Linked DNA regions of Homo sapiens: region 2 is linked to region 1. A link is a contact called in ENCODE Hi-C or POLR2A ChIA-PET data. All regions are on one chromosome and are shown on one strand. The core of a region is the stretch at or near the end of the contact, and the rest is flanking DNA. Distances in the headings are between cores, read along the strand shown. Region 1 holds the start of FBXO11 (F-box protein 11). Region 2 holds the start of PREPL (prolyl endopeptidase like).

What was found. A loop is a pair of places that touch in the nucleus more often than their neighbours do. ChIA-PET counts read pairs that join two places held with the same protein, here RNA polymerase II (POLR2A). Pooled maps may share reads with other maps.
Region 2: a map of B cell shows a loop between it and region 1 (9-fold over the local background). The contact joins the promoter of PREPL here to the promoter of FBXO11 in region 1. A Hi-C loop is called at or near these places in 3 of 168 maps with a recorded cell type or tissue (B cell, CD8-positive, alpha-beta T cell and naive thymus-derived CD4-positive, alpha-beta T cell) and 13 of 50 pooled maps. POLR2A ChIA-PET finds 5 or more read pairs at or near these places in 1 of 52 experiments (CD4-positive, alpha-beta T cell).

The regions. Positions count from the first base shown.
Region 1 is chr2:47,905,248-47,909,874 of GRCh38, forward strand. It overlaps FBXO11 (F-box protein 11), which reads right to left and starts at 1,251. Exons shown (of 23, transcript NM_001190274.2): 1 at 242-1,251. The coding sequence starts at 473. It overlaps LOC100506235 (a long non-coding RNA gene), which reads left to right and starts at 303. Exons shown (of 2, transcript NR_187636.1): 1 at 303-552; 2 at 2,071-2,920. RefSeq lists silencers at 24-73, 84-203, 564-753, 1,244-1,343 and an enhancer at 1,413-2,197.
Region 2 is chr2:44,359,301-44,363,927 of GRCh38, forward strand. It overlaps PREPL (prolyl endopeptidase like), which reads right to left and starts at 2,194. Exons shown (of 14, transcript NM_001171613.2): 1 at 2,080-2,194. CAMKMT (calmodulin-lysine N-methyltransferase) reads left to right here and starts at 2,647. Exons shown (of 11, transcript NM_024766.5): 1 at 2,647-2,845. The coding sequence starts at 2,708. RefSeq lists enhancers at 1,566-2,460, 1,837-3,036, 2,273-2,742, 2,461-3,354.

The DNA.
Region 1 (4,627 bases), core at 1-2,500:
AAACCAAACAAAGCGCGGCCTGAGCGAGAGCCCAGGCGAGAAGGGAAGCCGCGGCTTTTCCTGCCGGCCGGGCCCGGCCCGGGCTGACACTGCGGCACCGGGGGACCCGCCTCCGCTCAGCTTGGGTCTCCCACCCCCAGGGCGCGCAGGCCGCCCCCGCCCGCCCGCCCGCCCGCCCGCCCCGGCCTCCCTTCCCGCGGTGCCCGGGAAGGCGGGCGGTTGGGAGGTAGCGCGGCCTTACCCCGCTCGCCGACGTTGTTCCGCTCCTGAGGCAGCGGCGGAGGCGGCGGTGGCGGCGGCGGAGGCTGCTGCTGCTGCTGCTGCTGCGGCGGCGGCGGAGGCTGCTGCTGGGGCGGCTGCTGCTGGGGCGGCTGCGGCGGCGGCTGCTGCGGGGGCTGCTGCTGCTGTTGCTGCACCGGGCGCGGCCGCGACACTCGCCTGGGTCTCCGGTTGGCGGCTCGGACGGAGTTCATTTGCCGGGCTGAGGTGGCGGCGTTGGCGGAGGGACACACACACGCACACGCACAGCGAGCTTCGGGGCAGGAGAAAGGGGTGGGGAGAGTGGGAGAGGGGGGAGGAAGGAGAGGGGGCGAGGGGAAGGGGAGACGCTGAGGGCGGAGGGGGCGAGCGGGACCCCGAGTCCGGAGAAAGGCCCGGGTAGACAGACGGAGACCGAGCGAGGCCGGCCGGGAGGGCCTGACGCACGGGGAAGGCCGAAGCCGCCGGGCGGGGCGGCCGCGAGGGACGAAGGCAGAAAGACGGGCAGACCGAGAGAAAGAAAGAAAGGGCGTCCGCCGCTTGGGGATCCCGAGGCGAAGCGCGGCGGCGGCGGCGGCGGCGGCTGAAGAGACAGATCCCGGTCCCGCCGACTCGCGAGCGGCGTCTCCGGCAGCGGGGGGAGTGGGCGGGCGGGTGAGGAAGGGAGAAAAAGAGAGGGAGAGAAGGGAGGGAGGGAGCAGGGGGCGCCCGGCTCTTTTTTTTCCCTCTTCCTCCCCCCCACACCCCCTGAAAGAGATTTCTGTGAGGAATTTTTCTCTCTTTCTTCGGTCTCTTCTCTCTCCTCCCCCCCTTCTCTCCTCGGCGAAGGGGAAATGAGTGTGAAGGGAGGAGATAGGGGGAAAAAGAGGCGTCGTCCTTCCTCCTCCTTAAAGGAACCTTTCCTCCTCCTCCTCGTCAGCCCTGTCGCCGCTGCTTCTGCTGCTGCTCCGTGGCAGGAGGAGCCATTGACACCGCCGGAGCCTCCACTCGCCCAGTCGGTCCCTCCCCGCCGCGGGGCTGGCCGGGGGCGCGGGGGAGGGCCGCGGGGCGGCGGGGGGAGGGGTGGGTGGGCGGGGAAAGGAGGGGCGGGGATTCCGTCCAGGCGGCCAATCTAAGGCGCCCGTACAACCTTCCGGCCAATGGGGCCTCCGCTCTTATCGCGAAGTCCCTTCAACGCCCTGTTTCCTCTCTCGGGTTTCCTCCCTCCCCCGCCTAGGAGGGGGAAAGAGGAAAGGGGGAGTGTGGCGGGGCGGGTGATAATGGGGAGGTATCAGGGCAAATAATAGAGCAGGGGGTGGGCGAAGAGAGCGCCAGTGCGTAGCGACGATTCTGGGAGAGGAGGTGCTCGGAGGAAAGGGCGGGGGTTGCTGATGTAATGGGGAGAAGTGATTAATCCTTCGGTTCGCCGTTTCAGCTTCCCCCCTACCCCAACCTTCACCCGATTTTTTTGAGCTGAAAAAAAAGTGGAACGAGGGAGCCAATCTTTGGTAACTCGGGTTTTCTGTGGTAGGTGGGTTCAAAATCTGAGCTGTAGGGAGCGCTAGAGATTTCGTGCCCTTTAGCCAAGCTGAGGGTATTTGCAAACCCTGAAGATTTCCGTCTCCGAGCTTTGGGCTTGGTAAGCGAAGTTTGGAGTCGGTGCCTAATCGTATATCATCTAAACCTTGAAAAGGCTTTGACCTTTGGCCAATTTGATTTGTTCTTTGAAGAAGTGTATACAATGTGTGGGAAAATAATATGTGAGAGGAGAGAAGTAAATGTGTTGATGTTGTGATTGTTTATGTGATTTAATTTTTAATTTTTTTTTTTTAGGTCCCACAAACTGCAAGGAAAAGAAAAACCCTCAACAGGAATTACCTTTATACCTGATGCCCCCAACATAATCTCTCTCCAAGGGAAACGTGTTTTTATTGCCTTGCGGCTGAAAATGTATTCTCGATTCTCCCCCTTCTCTCTTTTGTTGTGCATTTTTTGGATGTGGTAAAACTGGCAGTTTATCTGATTATCTGGTTTTCAGAACTTTGGGCGATGTCTCTGAGTGTCATCAGTTGCTCTCTAGGTTTGACATAGATAATTAAGCAACTACAAAGCGTGATAAAGCTTTTGAGAGGGAGGAAAATGTATTTTGGAAGGAGGGAGAGACGCAAAGAGGCGAGCCTGTGTGTTGAGTCCCAGACTTGGTGTGTGACTACAGGCAAAGTACTTCACCTTTCTAGATGTCAGCCCCGCCCCCCTCACCTCCCAAGTTTAAATAAGAACTTATTTTAGACTACATGATCCTGTTTTCAATTTTTAAGAGTTCTGTGATTTTGAGATGATCTCTCTTTAGTCCAGAAAAATAGAGAAACGTAGGTCTATGTTTGTTTCTCAAAAAAATATTTGAGGAGGACAGCTGTTACAAAACAGCTGGAGAACTCCAAATTTTTATGGTGGTTAGCTAGGTGCAAATGGGTACAATTTTAGGTTTGTTCAAATAAACATAGGGGAAAAGTAAAAGTACAGGAAAATTACGTTATACATATAAGTGTGTCCATCATTTCTGATTTTTCTAAAAATTTACTTTTTTATTTGACAAGTACTTTTTGGCTCCTTCCGTGTATGCATTAATATGTATATAAGGTGTTATGGGAAATACTAATAAAAGGAAAATATTGGGCATAAAGAGTTTGTATTTTGGTGTGGCAGAGTGGAAGTTTTACTTACATTAATTCAGATGTAAAGAAAATGTAGCTTGTTTATTTTCTGTAATTTTAACTTCAAGTCCCCACATCATCTCAATTTTTTAAAAAACATAACTGCTTTCACCTTTTATTTCCCCAACTCTCCTTCTAATATATTAATGGGAGGGGCGGGGTTTAGGGTTGTTATATGTGGTATAAGGGGTATCTTTTACATACCCTAGATTTCTAAGTTTATTGCAACAATTCTCTGACATATGGCAGTAAAATGCCTTGTTTTAGCAAAATTAGTATATTATGACAATTTCCTGATAGATGGTAGTAAAGTGTCTTGAGAAAGGAAGCACCTTTTTCAAATTCACAGAGTAACTGGTAGGGTGGTAGCATCCCTGAGGAATAGGGAGGTTTACAAGGGCATCTAAGCCACTAATGCCAGTCCTTATGTTGTCTTCTGGCGTGGAGTGGCTAGTATTGTCTGATGGCAGCCACTGTCGTTTATCATTTATTACTCATAAAACTGGTCATTTCTGTACTTTTGAGGCTGATTTCTTTTGCTGAAATCCATACATGAGCCATTTGCCCCATACACTATAACCTCTTTGTACTGACCCCGAGTCTCCACAGGTCCCTTGATCCTCATGGTTCTCACTGAGACACATGGGTACTTCTGGATTCCCCGAATACCACGTGTAGGCCTTGATGAGCCAGGAGCCTTGCTTTGGGCTTACTAGTTGTTGAGCCACTATCCAACAATGTTGCATTTTTCTCCTTATGTCATATTGAACATGCTGGCAGGCTGAAAGTAGAACTCCTAGACGTCTTAGTGTTTCACAGACATGTCCAGGGACGCAAACCACTATCTCCAACTTTCTTGGATTTCCCTATGTCTCTGTGCATATGTCAACTACATACCCTCAATTCTAGTTTCCACCCTGAGAGGGGATGGAAAGTAAGCACACTGAGTCTGATTAACCTCTTCCTTGTACCCTTTTCTTCTTTCCATCATGCCCCAGGGTTTTTAAGGAATGGATTTTTCTCCTTCCCATTTGTCAGGAACTTTCCTTCTGTACCGTATCCTCTTCATTTTTGAGATTTGGCATTTCTTCTGCTCCCTTTCTTGGAGCCGTGATAGCTGATGAAGTGCTCAAGAGAGAACCCAGTTTAACAATAATGGAACACCTATTGGGAGATATTAAAAAATATTATCCTATCCCTACATTACTGGTTTCTACATATGTTTAGTTTATTTCAGGGATTAAATGTTGAAGTCATCTTTGTGTAAAAGTGTTCAAACTCAATTGTGGAACTTAAGAGTTGTCAGGACGGACCTTGGAGATCATTAAATCTCATTTCTGTATTCAACAGACTAGGAAACTAAACTCCAAAGAAGGGAGGTGACAAAACTATAACTATTTGGTAGCAAAGCCACTGTCTGCCAATCCAGGGCCCTTTCCATTCAGAAGCATTGTAGACAGTATTTTGAGTTCTGGTGAGAACCCAAAATATCCTGGAAGGTTTTATCCATAGGCAGATCCACCTATATTAGTAAATAATTCTGTCAATTAGCTGTCATAAAAGTTATATATGTTAGAAAACAGGAGAAAAATTTAAAAGGATTTCTTTTAGGGGTGGGAGCCACCTAGAATTATTTCAGTAATACTTAGCATAATTTCAGAGGACTGAATTCCCTC
Region 2 (4,627 bases), core at 944-3,443, 3.5 Mb before region 1:
CAGGTGATCTGCCTGCCTCGATGTATATACTCTTTTATACTTACTTTTGACTAGAGACAATTGAGACTTGAAAATTAGAAAAATCAAGTTAGAATTACTGAGAAAATTAGTAGCTCTGATATTCTACCCATTCTTTATTTTTAAATTAAAATTAATCTTAATGACCTACAAATAGGTTAACTTAAACAGTCCATACCTTACATGAGAAGCTCCGACTTGGGATGTTTCTTGCTAACTCTGATATCTTGGGTTTATTCTGAAGACACTTGGTTAGGTGATATTTTTTCAATTTTATTCTATTGTAACAATGATCAGCGAAGTTATAGTGATTCAAATGCTGTTTCTGCATGCATTTTCCAAGGTGAGGAATACTATACTTCAAAGCTTGGAGAAATAATTTGGTCTTCTGCTGCATGATATCAAAGTCCCTGGTTTATGCTCCTTTTGGGGCTGCCAGCACACGAATGATTTTATAGGTATGATTACAGAGTAGTGGGTTCTCAGAGTAACTAAGATCAGCAGTTCTCATCCCTCCTTTTCAGGGCCATGCCCCACTTAGGTTATGAATAACTTCAGACAGCTGATAACTTAGGCTAACTAAATCTAAAAACCTGTGTAAGTTAAAGTTTCATTCAAATCATAATTCTTGGCAGATGTGACTTAAATGTCTCATTTGTAAAGTTAATCCTATCAGGCTCAAACTATGCAGCACTGACTCTGGCACACATAGGGGTTAAACTAAAACAAAAAACAAAACAAGAAACAAAATATAAATTTGCAAATAAGTACACAGACTTAATGGGGTATCTCAGGAACTCAGGGCTGTAAAAGGTAAAAAGCCCTTTGGTCTTACATAATTATGAACGTATCTTTGGTATATATGTGGAAGATAAACTGGAAAAGCCTAATTATTTAATAAAGGTGGGGGAGGGAAGATTAATTATTGTTGAGTGTTAACTAACTGCCAGGTGCTTTTATCTTGTTTGTCTAATTTAAATTTTATATGGACTTAATAAAGTAGATATTACCATGCACATTTTACAGGTTGCCAAACTGTGGCTGTGGGAGGTTCTAAGCAACTGTTCCAGGTCACTTGTACAGTAAGCTGTATAGCAAAAAATCCAATTTGGTTCGGTTCCAAATACTGGACATACTCAACTTCGGATTTTTAATGTTAAAAAGGTATTTAGCGCTTTAATTAAAAACAACAAAAAACCCCTGCAAGATGCACAAATAAAATGTAAGGCCATCTCTGGTTTGTCAGGAGGTAGCTTTTATTAACCTTGATTGCTAATAAGTAGTTAAGAGTCAGAGAGACCTGGGTTGAGGTCTTAGCTCCTACACTTAACTGTGTCTCCGGGCCTCAGTTTCTTCATCTGCAAAAATGAAATGACACCATTTACCTTCTAGGGTTGTTGTTGTAAAGACAAAATGAGACAGCTTAACATTAAGACCATACAGTGCCTGGCACATAGTGACCACTCAATAAATGGCAGTTGCTATTATTTACGACAGGAATAATCTAGGTATGTTGCACACCGCTGAATGTCATTATGGAAGTCTTCCACAAAATGCCCCCTGGTATCAAAGGTAGAATGCTGCGTCAAATTTACCATAGATCAGATGCGCTACGACGCCCCCGCCCCCCTTAATCCCTTTCCATGTCGCAGCAAAATAATGGGCGATTGGGGGTAGGGGAGCAACACTAGTTTACTAGCCGACACTAGTAAAAAAAGGGGAAAAAAGACCCGAATAACAAGGACCTGCAAAGGTCCTACATCACCACGTTCCCACAGCCTTTATCCATCCATCTTTCATCCCCAAGAAGACAGTATGCAAGGCTAGGATGGGGGTGGGGTAGATAAATGGGTGTTCTCAGGAGAACCTATTCGTTTACCCCGTGCAACTCTCCACCCCAGGGATGAGGCGATCTGAATGCAACAGGGAGAGGGACCAGGTGACACGCACGCAGTGCCGGGACATTAGTCAAAAAGCGAGGACCTGGGGACTGAGGGGTGGGTGGCTGGGCGGGGGGAGAAAGGGGAGAAGGAAAGAGACCAGCACACCCCCCATACATACGCAAATTGAGAGAATCAGTCCGGCTCTGGACACAAACCAGTGAAGGCAGGCCGGAGAACCTGAAGCTCTCAGAGGGGAGCAGGTGTCACCGCAGGCAAGTCCAGCCGAAGTCTGCGTTCCGCAGCCCACAGAACGACAACTTACCCAGAGCCGCCTAGAGCTGGTTTGCAGCACGCCAATCTACGTAACCTCAATCTAGCACGAGCAACAGGCAGATTTCGCCATCTTTGTTGTGGTCAAGGAGTCTTCTTGGGTTCCTGGGTTCTTTAGTCTCGAAATATATAAGACTTTTCGTTCTTCGCTAGTCTTCTGAGCTCGAGATGAAGCACAGAAGGCTAAAACAATGAGGGACAGCGTTCCAGTAGCCCTGCCACAGCTCTCTCATCCTCTGGTCCGCCCTCACTCAAGATGGCTACCAGCAAGAATGGTGCAATGGCGTGACAGCTCGGCCCTGGTTGCCAAGGAGATGCGAGTACCGGAAATGCGGAATTCGGGGAGAGCGCGCATGCCTGGTCCGGTGGAGGGAGGGTGCCGGGCGTCACAGGTCCTGACAGGGAAGAAGTTGGCAGGTCCTGGCAGGGGACGAGCTGCGGCGGTGGCACCTCCGGGTGTGGAAGGCTCCAGTGAGATGGAGTCGCGAGTCGCGGACGCTGGGACCGGCGAGACCGCGCGAGCAGCGGGCGGGAGTCCGGCAGTTGGCTGCACCACTCGGGGGCCCGTAGTCTCGGCGCCCCTGGGAGCCGCCCGGTGGAAGCTCCTGCGGCAGGTAAGGGAGAACCTGCTCGCCTCACCTTTGCCTCTGGTCACTCCTCTCTCACGTACCGGGGGAGCGACTGTTCGCAGTTCTTTCCTCTTGGCAGCTCTGGGAGACCCTTCTCAGTTTGCCGGGAGCCACCTGCGAAGCTCCCCCTCGCTTCACCTAAGCGTCCCATCCAAGAGGAGGAATCATGTGGGGTTGGGTGGGGAGCGGGACAGCCAAGGCTGAGCTCCTGGGAAACTCAGATCGAAGTAGAAGAACCCCTTCTAGACATTTTTGTGCGTCTGGGGGACTTTTCCCCTTCTCGCCAGTCTCTGGTGCGCCCGCCGCTCCCCACTGCTCTTTTCCTGCTTCTGTTTTGCCTCCTTCCCCAGTTTCTTCTAGCTTAACTCCCAGCCTGGTTCGAGTTACCGATATTCGTCTGCACCCTCTGGCCCCGTCTTTTGCCCAGCGTGGTTGACTATGCCGGGACTGAGACACGGCATGCGTTCCCTCGGCATCTTCCGTACAGCGGAGCGTGCAAGGAGTAGGAAAAGCTGATACCCTCTCTCACTGAGGTCTCAAAGTTAAATGATTATCTTGTAGTTTGTAGTGATCAGCGAGATTCTCCGTGTCCAAGGTGGGCTAGTCAAAGTGTGTTCGTTTTTGAATGATGGTATCTTCTGGTACTTCAAAGTTTCTGCTGTTACTTACAACTCCACTCGTGCAAGCTTGACGGAAGTTCTGATTTATGATCACTCACATTCTTCGCTCACTTCTTGAAGTGAAGTCTGGTTATTGTTTTTGCATAGCAGTGTTATGCCTCTGCCTGAAGTTTTCTGCCGAAAACTTTACTCAGGAGGACATTTTTCCATTTCTGACAGTTGTGTTTGGAAAAGAGTTTCCCAGCTATTGCCACTTTACTTGAGATTGTGCTTTTAGTATTTTGGGGATCACTTTGTTTGCAGTTGCCTTGAGTCACCTTTTCATACAGTGGTCTTTTAGTGCTTTTAGAGTTATGAGTTAAGTAGATCATCAGAGTTAATTAAGATTTATTTGCTGATACATTGACAGTCTTTCCAGACCAGTAATGATCTGGTTTTGCTATTGTTACAAATGGTATTACAGGATAAGAAAATGCATGTCCTCACAGATCATCATAGGAAGTATCTATAATAAAGTAAATATCTAATTTTTTTTAATAGTGACCACTGAAATGAGATCTGGCGTGAGCTGGGGAGAGTGGACTCAACCCCCCTTCCCCCCTCCTTTTTTTTTGAAATGGAGTTTCCCTCTTGTTGCCCAGGCTGGACTGCAATGGCTGCCATCTCCGCTCACCACAACCTCCGCCTCTAGGGTTCAAATGATTCTCCTTCCTCAGTCTCCCCAGTAGCTGGGATTACAGGCATGCACCACCACGCCTGGCTAATTTTTTTTTTTTTTAAGTAGAGACGGGGTTTCTCCATGTTTGTCAAGCTGGTCTCGAACTCCCCACCTCAGGTGATCCACCCACCTCGGCTTCCCAAAGTACTGGGATTACAGGCATGAGCCACCGTGCCCGGCAACCCCCTTCTTTTTTTTTTTTTTTTTTCGATACAGAGCCTTACTGTGTTGCCCAGACGTGAGTGCAATGGCGCAATCTCGGCTCACTGCAGCCTCCGCCTCCCTGGTTCAAGCAATTCTCCCGTACTCAGCCTTCCGAATAGCTGGGATTACAGGTGCTCGCCATTACGCCCAGCTAATTTTTGTGTTTTTAGTAGAGACGGAGTTTCGCCATGTTGGCCAGGCTGGTCTCAAACTCCTGACCTCAGG